Linked DNA regions of Homo sapiens: region 2 is linked to region 1. The links are chromatin loops, found by intact Hi-C in ENCODE. Cell type or tissue: B cell. All regions are shown on one strand.

Region 1 (5,000 bases):
TCTCCAGAATTCATAAACTATTTGTGAATATTATTAATTCATGGCAATGTGTTTGCGTATGTTTAATAAGAATCTGTTTTCTGCTGGGTGTGTTGGCTCATGCCTGTAATCCTAGCACTTTGGGAGGCCAAGGCAGGTGGATCACTTGAGGTCAGGGGTTTGAGTCCAGCCTGCCAACATGGTGAAACCCCGTCTCTACTAAAAATACAAAAATTAGCCAGGAGTGGTGGTGCATGCCTGTCGTCCCAGCTACTCGGGAGGCTGAGGCAGGAGGATCACTTGAACCTGGGAGGTGGAGGCTGCAGGGAGCCAAGATCATGCCACTCCACTCCAGCCTGGGTGACAGAGCAAGACTCCATCTCAAAAAAAAAAAAAAAAAAAAAAAAAAAAAGAATATGTTTTCTTTTATAATGAGACACAGTTGGAGGAACTGGTCATTTTCCCAGGGCTTTGACTGAAATGGCCTTGTGAGAGGTTCCAGCAAAGCCAGTTTAAGATAGCCTACATGGACAATGGTTCTTGCTGCACTTTGTGTGGGCAAATAAGCCAAGTATATGGGACTGAAGCTTATTTGGCAGGTAGGTTGGTCCTGCTGTGATTTGTCTTTAGTGGAAGTGGGAGACTGGAGAGAAAAAGAGTGTGTTTCAGAAGAAACCTATAGTATTCAGTTAACTTTTGATTTTTGGGTGGCTATGTGGGTCACCCATGGTATGGATTTGCCCACGACACTCCTCATCAGCATGAAACAGCCAGAAAGATTGACAACCAGTTCCCCATGATTGAGGAATTGATAAACAGAAAAGGGGCACTGAAATGAACCCAATTGTCCCATAAATCTGATTTTTACAGTTTATTTTGAATAAACATAGAAATTGACCCTCTCAGTCTTAAAACTTGAGAGAGTTACATTTGTCTTATCTGAGTTCTTTCTCAGGAAACCAACCGTCAGACCCCCACATAACATCAAGGGACTGAAACTCACCAGATTACTGTATTTGGACAATGAGATGCCAAACTCCTCACCCCTTATGACTGCCTAACCAATAATCTCCTTCCTGTTAACCAATTCCTCCTTACCACTCCCTAATTCCTGCTTCCCTGAATATAGATACATTTCTGCTATATAAACCCCTAACTTTAGTGAGTCAGGGAGACAGATTTCAGACTGATCTCTCATCCCCTTGGCTGCAGCACCCGACTAAAGCCTTCTTGCTTGGCAATACTCATTGTCTCAGTGATTGGCTTTCTGCGTGGCAAGCAGCAGGACCTAAACTGAACCCCTGGTATTTCAATAACAAAATCATGGGTGACTTCCCTGTCTAAACAAAGTCACATTTTGATTCTTTTCATTGCAATGAGATGAGCATTTTAGGCAGGGTCAGCCTTTTGCACAACTGCAAGGAGCACCTTTTGCTGTAAGAATGCCATGTAAGCTAGGCACAGTGATTCATGCCTGCAATCCTAGCACTTTGGGAGGCTGAGGCAAGAGGATCACTTGAACCCATGAGTTTGAGACCAGCCTGGGCAACATGGCAAAACCCCACCTCCACAAAAAATACCAAAAATTAGTCAGGCATGGTGGGACACACCTGTAGTCCCAGCTACTCCAGGGGCTGAGGTGGTAGGATTACTTAAGTCCAGGAAGTTGAGGCTGCAGTGAGCTGTGATCGCACCACTGCACTCCAGCCGAGGTGACAGAGTGAGACCCTGTCTCAAAACAAAAATGCCATGCAGCTGGACTGGTACAGGACACTAATTGAGAGGGGATAGAAAAGAAGTTGCCATGCCCTCTATTTTCTTAGCCAATGCTCTTCCCTAGCAAGATCTAGATCAATCCACACTGTTTCTGTTTCTTTGCTGGAGGTGAGACCCTTCAGTAGTCAAACAGCTCTCATCTCTGGGGTCTGCATAACTTGTTTGATGACTAAGGGAGACCCATAGGGCCATTTCTTACAGCCCACAGCCAAGCCCTCTGTGAAGAGGAAAAGGCAACTCTTCCAGCAAGGAAGTCCTCACCCCTTTTCAAAAACTTTCCTAGACAAACTTGTAGGCTGTTAATGACTCTAGTTATGACCTCCCAGCCCTTACTCAGGAGAAACCACTTTGTAATGTGGGTTTTCAACCTTGGCTGCACGTTGCAATCACCTGGGGATCCCCCGCAACCGCCTGACAAAGATTCTGATGTTATTGGTCTGAGGTGCTGCCTGAGAATTGGTGTTTCCAAAGCTCCTCTGGTGTTTTGTGTTTTTCTAGCACAAGAAAAGTTGTGAGTCACTGTAGTGCAATACAGTTCGATCACAATTGCCACAATTGTGTAGGGTCCATCAGAACCACCTGAAGGGCTTCATAGACCACAGCTGGCTAGGAGCTACCCCTAGGCTTCTGATTCAGCAAGTGAGAGGCAGAGCCCAAGGCTGTATATTTCTAACAAGTTCCAGGTGCTGCTGCTGCTGGTCCAGAGACCACTGCATTAGAGGCCAGAGTTCTCAACTATTGACTGCACATTAGAACCATCTGGACAATATTTAAGACATACTGATGCCTATACACCAACCCAGACTAACTGAATCAAAATCTCTGGTAATGGGGCTCCAGAGATGTTTTTTAATGCTCCCAGGGGATTCTACTGTAGAGCAAGTTGAGAACCACTTGTAAGCAAAAGAAAAAAATTCTTACTAAAAAGGTTAAAGAGACATACACCAAGTTTGCAGGCTTTCTAGACAATGGAACTTCAAACATAGGATTTGCCTGTGGTATTTATTCTTTCTTGGGGCCCACTTGCAGTGTACTTTATAGGATGATGTATCAGAAACCTTGACCCAGCAGCCTAAAAATAGTGGTCAGCATCGATGAGTCTCATCTGTTACAACAAAAAGGAAAAACAGTTACAAGGCCCCACTCCAGGGGAAGCTCAGGCACCCCCCTTGGAGATGTGCCCAAGAAATGGCTCCTAATAGGCCACTCAAATTCTGCCATTGAAAGGGAACACATGGGCAAGATATATCTTGCAGCCTAGAATTGTTTTTATTTATGTGACTTTAGTCTCTTCTTTGTATAGTGACTTTGTAGAGGAAGAGAAATTACAACACCTTACATGCCTAAGTCATGGGGACTCTTCCTCCAGGTTCCCAGAGCAAAAAGCAAAAAGCCCTGTACTCCCTGGTGCCCACCTGGTCATCTTGCCCACGGTTTTTCCATCCCAGAGGTACTGCTGCAGGCCCAGAGCCCTCCAGGAAAAGAACTGACATCTAGGAACTCCTCCCCCAAGCCCTTTCTTCAACTCATTCTTGCTATGACAAGAGTGTGGGTTGCAGTGATATCTCAGAAGTTTATTCCATCATATTAAATTCTCAGTAAATCACCCTTTGGCAAGTCAGTTTAAAGGATACGATGTAGACAGCTAGAAAAGACACTATTTCTGGGCCAGGTTTTCCCAGCTGTTTAATAAATTGCTCAAAAAATCTCTAATTCATCCTATTTTTGTCACTAGTCATCATGTCAGAATCTCTGGTTTCATAAAGAAAACTTTTCTGGCCTGACACACAGCCACTATCTACTGAACTTTGCCGCAGACCAAAATGTCTTCTGAGATCTCCACTCAGCAATCTTTAATATTTTGAGGACAGAAATTTACAAGTGTGCCCTTGATACATAAAAAGGTCACATATTCTAGGGTCCAAGGGTCTCACTGATCCCGGTGATGTCTACATCTCCCCTTCTAGCCGGAAAACTCAAATATATGTGAGGTGTGCAACAAATGGGGACGGCTGTTCTGCTGCGACACTTGTCCAAGATCCTTTCATGAGCACTGCCACATCCCATCCGTGGAAGCTAACAAGTGAGTAAGACATGTCCCCTTCCCTGAGCCCTTCCTTCTTGTGGTACAGCTCCTCCTGCCACTCATGAGTACTCTGCAGAGTTTCTGTACCTGGTTATGTGTTTCTTGATGCATAAGGAGCAGGCTCCTTAGCATCAAGATCCACAAGTATTATCCAGAGCTGTTGAACAGTGCTGGTAGCAGCAGATTAATGGGAAGCAAAAACTCTTCAAGTGGTTATTGAGTGCAATAGTAAGAGGTGTCAACTTCTACCTCCCCTACTTGGCTCCCAGACCCATGCTCTCTAATGGGGTGATGCCATCATACACTGCCTGCTGGTTTAAAGAGTACACCACCTGCTGTGGGACCATCACACAGCTGGTAAAGCCAGTGCTGCAGCAGTCTATCAAGCCAACTGACCCTGGGTCACAGGTCACATGTTGAGACCTGTGAATTCTGCAAGTGTGAGTCCCCTGCTCACTTCCTTTGCTAAAAAATGTGCCTTTGGACAGAGGTGATGGTGTGCAGGATACCACGGAGATTGATAAGGTGCTCTGTGAGTGGTGTGTGGACAGAATTGTTAAGGCTGAGAGGATGATCTCTACCGGGAATGTGTCTGACTCTATGAGGGCAGAGCATTGCCCTTCCATAATGGAGGAGGCTAATGTGACCCACCTGCTCCCAGGGTGTCATCTCAGGGGATCAGCATAAACCTCTGCTTTTGACCAGTTGGCCAATCTGCAGAGGCAGAAGAAAAACCAGCTTTTTGGTTGAGCCCTTGTATAGCCCCTATCTCTGCACCAGAGATGCAAAGTGCTCTCAAAGGAGCACTTTGTAACAGGCTCCTTGAGCAAGCACTACATGGCCAAGGGGATGCTGGCATCACTAGGATGGGTCATTGTGCTTGCCTGATTATCAAAAGCCTCCTAGCACAGACAGCCTAGTAGAGAAGGTTGGAGAATGAATCTAGGAACAAATGAAAGATATCTGACACCTCTCTGGAGATTTCCTTTTCAAGAAGTTTCTGCAGCACAGATTCTAGGTATAAGATATGGCAGGGCCAAGGGAGAGGATGCCTATAGCCTGTGCTCTCTGCTTACTCAGCAAAGTTGAGAAACAAGAACTTGTTTTCTGATTTTTCTGTGATCTGATTGACTCATAGAGGCCCAACACTTTGTGCTTA
Region 2 (5,000 bases), 52 kb after region 1:
ACAAGACAAAAATGTCTACTGTCACCATTTCCATTTAACACTTACTAGAAATCCTAGATAATGCAATCAGGTGATAAAAAGAAATGAAAAGAATAAACCCAAAAGGGAGGAAATGTAACTACCATTATTTGCAGATGACTATATACTTGGAAAATCTAAAGAAATGAACTATTAGAATTAATTAGTAACTTCAGTAAAGTATCTGGATTCAAGGTTAATATGCAAAAATCAATTGTATTTTTGTATACTAGCAAATTATAAGTTTAAATAAAAATAGAAAAACAATATCCTTTTCAAAAGCATCAAAACCACTAACAATAAAGGTAAATCTAACAAAAGATGTTCCAGAACACTACACTGAAAATCATAGAACTTTTGCTGAGAGAAATTAAAGAAAGCCAAAATAAATGGAAAGGTATATTTGTGGATTGAAGACTAAATATTAATATGTAAGTTATCCCCAACTGATTCATAGATTCAATATAATTTTAATAAAATTCAAGTGGAATTGTTTGTGGAAATTGACAAATTGATTTTAAAATATAAATGAAAATGCAAAAGACCAAAGTTAGCCAAAAGAGTCTTGAAAAAGAATCACAATGTTTTAACTTCATATAAAGTTACAATAACTAAGACAACATGATATGGGCATAAAGATAAACATATAAATCAACAGAGACTACAAGAAAGAGAAACACACACATAAGGTCACCAAATTTACAACAAAGACACCGCCACATTTCAGTGGGGAAAACGATGGTCACTTCATGAAATGGTATTGTTGGAGCAATTGAACACCCTACCTCATACCATACACAAAAATTTATTTCAAATGAATCATAGACCTAAATATGAAAGATAAAATAGTAAAGCTTCTAGAGCAGGTAGTATAATATCTTCTTGGCTTAAGGTAGGCAAAGATTTCTTGCAAAAGATCCCAAAACACTAACTATGAAAGAAACCACTGACAAATTAGACTTACTTAAAACTAAGAACTTTTGTTCATCAAAAGACACTATTAAGAGAGTGAAAAAAAGCCACAGAATATGTGAAGATATTCACAACACATATCCAACAGAAGACTTCTATGTAGAACATGTAGGAAGAATGTCTAGTAATTAGAACACAAAAATCCCAATTTTTTTTAAAAAAATAGGCAAAATAACAGGCATTTCATAACAAAATACTCAAATGACCAATAAACATATCAAAAAGTGCTCAAAAGCATTGTTTTTCACGGAAATGCAAAGTAAAAGCTCAATGAGATACCACTATGCCAAGATACCACTATCTATTCACCAAAATGGCTAAGATCTACAAAAAAAAAAAAAACCTAGCATCAAATGTTGAGAAGAATATGCTGTTTGAAACACTCATACGTGGCTAGTGGAGTGACAATTAGGACACCCACTTTGGAAAACTGGCAGTGTCTACTAAAGCCACCCTATGACCGGGCAATTACACTCCTAGGTCTATACCAAGAAAAACAAAGCAAAACCAATACAAGAAACCTCAGGGTTCAAATGTCTTTGTCTCACCCAGGTAACATTTGCAAAAGGGTAAGCCAGGATAGGTAGCGTTCCATCACCAGCTATCACTTGCCACTTTTTACCTGATTTCTCAGAGCTTAGTTTCTTCTACTTTACAATATGCAGTTGGCTTTATGACCCAGTTCAAAGAAGTTTTGGAATAAAACTAAGTATAAGTAAATAAATATAAAAACCCACATGGAGAAAGATGACAAAGGAAGGGAGAAAAAGACGCATCCTCTGTTCACTTGCCACCTCCACCTGCTGACTTCCTGGTCCTGCTACTTTCTAGGCTGCAGAGCCCCATGGGGGCTGACACACCATCCGTCAACATCTATGAACTCTCAGGCCCAATGTGGGCTTTCCAACATGGCTCCCAGGGACCAGAACAAAAAGTCTGAACTGACTCACCCAGAAAGTAGAAAAGGGAAGTGAAAGTATTAATATTTCTGAATGCCTCTGTATTTGTGAAAACTAGGCCACAGATAGTGGGGTTTCTCAACTCTTGTGAAAATATGGTAGCCGGGAATTAAGAAGGACTTACAGAATCATGACTGGAGGACCAGAAGAGGGTACAGGCCAAGGAGGAGGAACAGGAGGCCAACTCCAAGAAGTCCATGGAAGTCAGGGGATCATGTGTTTATGCAAAGGAAAGAGGGCAGAAAACTCTATTTGACCAAAGCTGACTGAAGTTGTTTCTAGGTGAAGTAACATAGTTGATGTTAGAGAGAAGTAAAACTCTGTTTGCCTCCTCCCCTTGCAGACATGGCCATGGGAAAAAAAAAAAAAAGGGAAAGACAGAAACTTCCAAGCCTTTCTCAGGCCTATGAGTTGGTGGGGCACATTGTGACCTTGACTGGACAAGTTAGACCCCAAGCATTTGGATATAGGTTGGAGGAAGCTGAAATGCTCTACATCATAAAGTCAGGGGAATGCCCTTAGAAATTTCTGGAAAGCAGGCAGGGAGGAAAAAGAGAAACCTCTGGACCACTGGGGCCAGAGGCAGGAGCCAAGTTGGTAAAAATAGCCAAGCTTTTAAAGATAGTACAGATATAAGGCTTTTAAAAAATATCCCCAGAATTTGACACTCCTCCCATTGACAGGTGGAGTCTGTGTCCCCTTTCCTTTAATCTGGGATATGTGACTGCTTGACCAACAGAATGTTTGAATATGGCAGAAGCAATGCTATGCTGATATTAAGACCAGGTCTTAAACCACAGGAGGGCCCCAGCCAGCCAGCCAGCCATGTGGTGCGCCATATTGGAAGTTGATGCTGCAGCCCTGGTCGAGCTGCCAGGAGATACCCATCTAGAGCAGACACACACCATCTCCACTGAGCTCTGTCCAAACTGCAGGTGTATCACGAAATAAAATAAGACTTTTATTGTTTTAAATCACTGCTTTAGGGTAGTTTTTTTTTTCACAGTAGTATAACTAGAACAGATTTTGAAGTAGGATGCAGTTATAACAAAAACATAAAACATGGGGCATTTGGCTGTGGGACAGAGCAGTGGATGGAAGCCTAAAGGTGTTCCAGAAGATGTCAGTGCAGTGTATGAGAAAGCGAGAGAAACACTAGTGGAATCTGGAGGAAGGAGACCCTTGTTATATAGTAGTAAAAGTTCTGTAAAACTCTCACCTGCAGTCATGGGGAAGTAGAAAATGTACCTAACAAAATCAATGACCTAGAGATGTCCAGGCAGTGGAGCTCAGAAATGATTCTCATGGGATGGGCCAAGAGGATGAGAACCAAGATTATCTAGGTCTTAAGGGGTGAGATGAAGATCCAGCTACATTTATGTTTGTACACAGTGATTTTTTTCACTCATACTCTGATATTATTCAAGAAAGATTTGAAGTGACTTTTTAAAATACTGAAATGTATCAGTACAAAGTTAAAGATAAATTGGAGCAAAGAGAGAATGAAAGTAGGACATGAACTAAAACCAGGGACCAGAACTCTGAGCCGAACTGTGGGGCAGAGACAGGGAGGCAGCTGGGAGCCCCAGGGATGCTAGAATCTAGGGCTTAAGGTGAGCAGAGCCCAAAAGCAGGTGAGGATTCAGGGGCCCCAGGGGTACCGTGATCCAGAATGATGCTTTCCAAATCATGTTCCACTGAATCTGACTTCTGACTGTTTTTTGGTTTGTTTGTTATGTTTTGTTTTGTTTTTGATACAGAGTCTCGCTCTGTCACCCAGGCTGTAGTGCAGTGGCATGATCTTGGCTAACTGCAACCTCTACCTCTCTGGTTCAAGCAATTCCCCTGCCTCAGCCTCCCGAGTAGCTGGGACTACAGTCACACGCCACCACATCTGGCTAATTTTTCTTGTATTTTTAGTAGAGATGGGGTTTCACCATGTTGGCCAGACTGGTCTCAAACTCCTAACCTCAGGCAATCCACCCACCTCAGCCTCCCAAAGTGCTGGGATTACGGGTGTGAGACACTGCGCCTGGCTGACTGTTTAAGAGGAATCCCAGGACATAAGGGTTCTGTGCCCAAATAATGAAAAATGTGGGTCAACGAGGCTTCTATCCTTCTTCTCCTGCACCCCCCACCCCTGGCTTGCGTTCTTGCGTTTCTCTCCCCACAAATTGGGTACACATCCCAGCACGCCAATGAGGACATCTTCACCGGTGGACAGGCACATGCAGGTCCTGCACATGCGTGGGTCTCTCCCTCTCTCTGCCTTCTCCCTCCCTCTCCCTCTCTCTCCCTCCCCCACCCTCTCTCTCTGGCTCTGACTTGTCACTTGTGTGTCACACGTCTCACTGAAGCAGGATGTGCTCCCTCCCAGCAGAACCATCTCTCCAGAGTGCTGCTCTCTTTTGCTCCCAACCATTATGGGGCAAGTTAACCTAAGCAAGAGAGTGGCCCAAATGTGCTGACTTCTCTGACTCCCTTGAAAGAACAAAGCACTTTGGTGTTCCTCAGATGGCTGTTGGGAGGATTAGAACTCTTGTGGTTCAGAAATAACCCTTTGATTCTAAACCCCATGCCCTAGTCAATAGTACTCCTTCCTGGAGTCTTTCAAAAAAATCATTCCAGGCCAGGCACAGTGGCTCATGCCTATAATCCCAGCACTTTGGGAGGCCGAGGTGGGAGGATCACTTGAGGTCAGGAGTTCAAGATCAGCCTGGCCAACATGGTGAAACCCCATCTCTACTAAAAATACAAAAATTAGCCAGGTGTGGTGGTGTGCACCTGTAATCCCAGCTACTCAGGAGGCTGAGGCAGGAGAATCACTTGAACCTGGGAGGCGGAAGTTGCAGTGAGCCGAGATCATGTCATTACACTCCAGTCAGTGACAAGAGCAAGACTCCATCTCAAAAAAAAGGAATGAGGATCTTTACACTATGGGGAACATATCAGATTCTTGGTTAAGATTCAGAATAAACACAAACCTAAGTGGTAAGGCGAGTAAAAGACCTATGACAGAGCACTTGGCTTAAAGAGAGAGGACACTCTGGT

What was found. Hi-C counts contacts between places; a loop is a spot of excess contacts. Peaks named below come from ENCODE experiments on the same cell type or tissue, not always from the same donor. Only the 100,000 strongest peaks of a DNase experiment are listed, where the experiment ranks them.
Region 2: a loop joins it to region 1, with 2.1 times the contacts of the local background. A loop is called at or near these places in 2 of 110 quality-filtered maps.

What each region holds. Positions count from the first base shown.
Region 1 is chr2:230,535,545-230,540,544 of GRCh38, forward strand. It overlaps SP100 (SP100 nuclear antigen), which reads left to right. Exons shown (of 29, transcript NM_001080391.2): 25 at 3,723-3,838. Among named protein-coding and RNA genes, the nearest start is that of SP100, 120 kb to the left of the region's middle. In B cell, no CTCF peak of the experiment used is centred here; a DNase peak (open chromatin) is centred at 2,137; H3K27ac peaks cover 2,966 bases.
Region 2 is chr2:230,587,771-230,592,770 of GRCh38, forward strand. LOC112268431 (a long non-coding RNA gene) reads right to left here and starts at 1,886. Exons shown (of 5, transcript XR_002959453.2): 1 at 1,728-1,886. RefSeq lists enhancers at 1,484-1,633, 1,794-2,043, 4,881-4,930. In B cell, no CTCF peak of the experiment used is centred here; a DNase peak (open chromatin) is centred at 1,921; H3K4me3 peaks cover 921 bases; H3K27ac peaks cover 3,936 bases.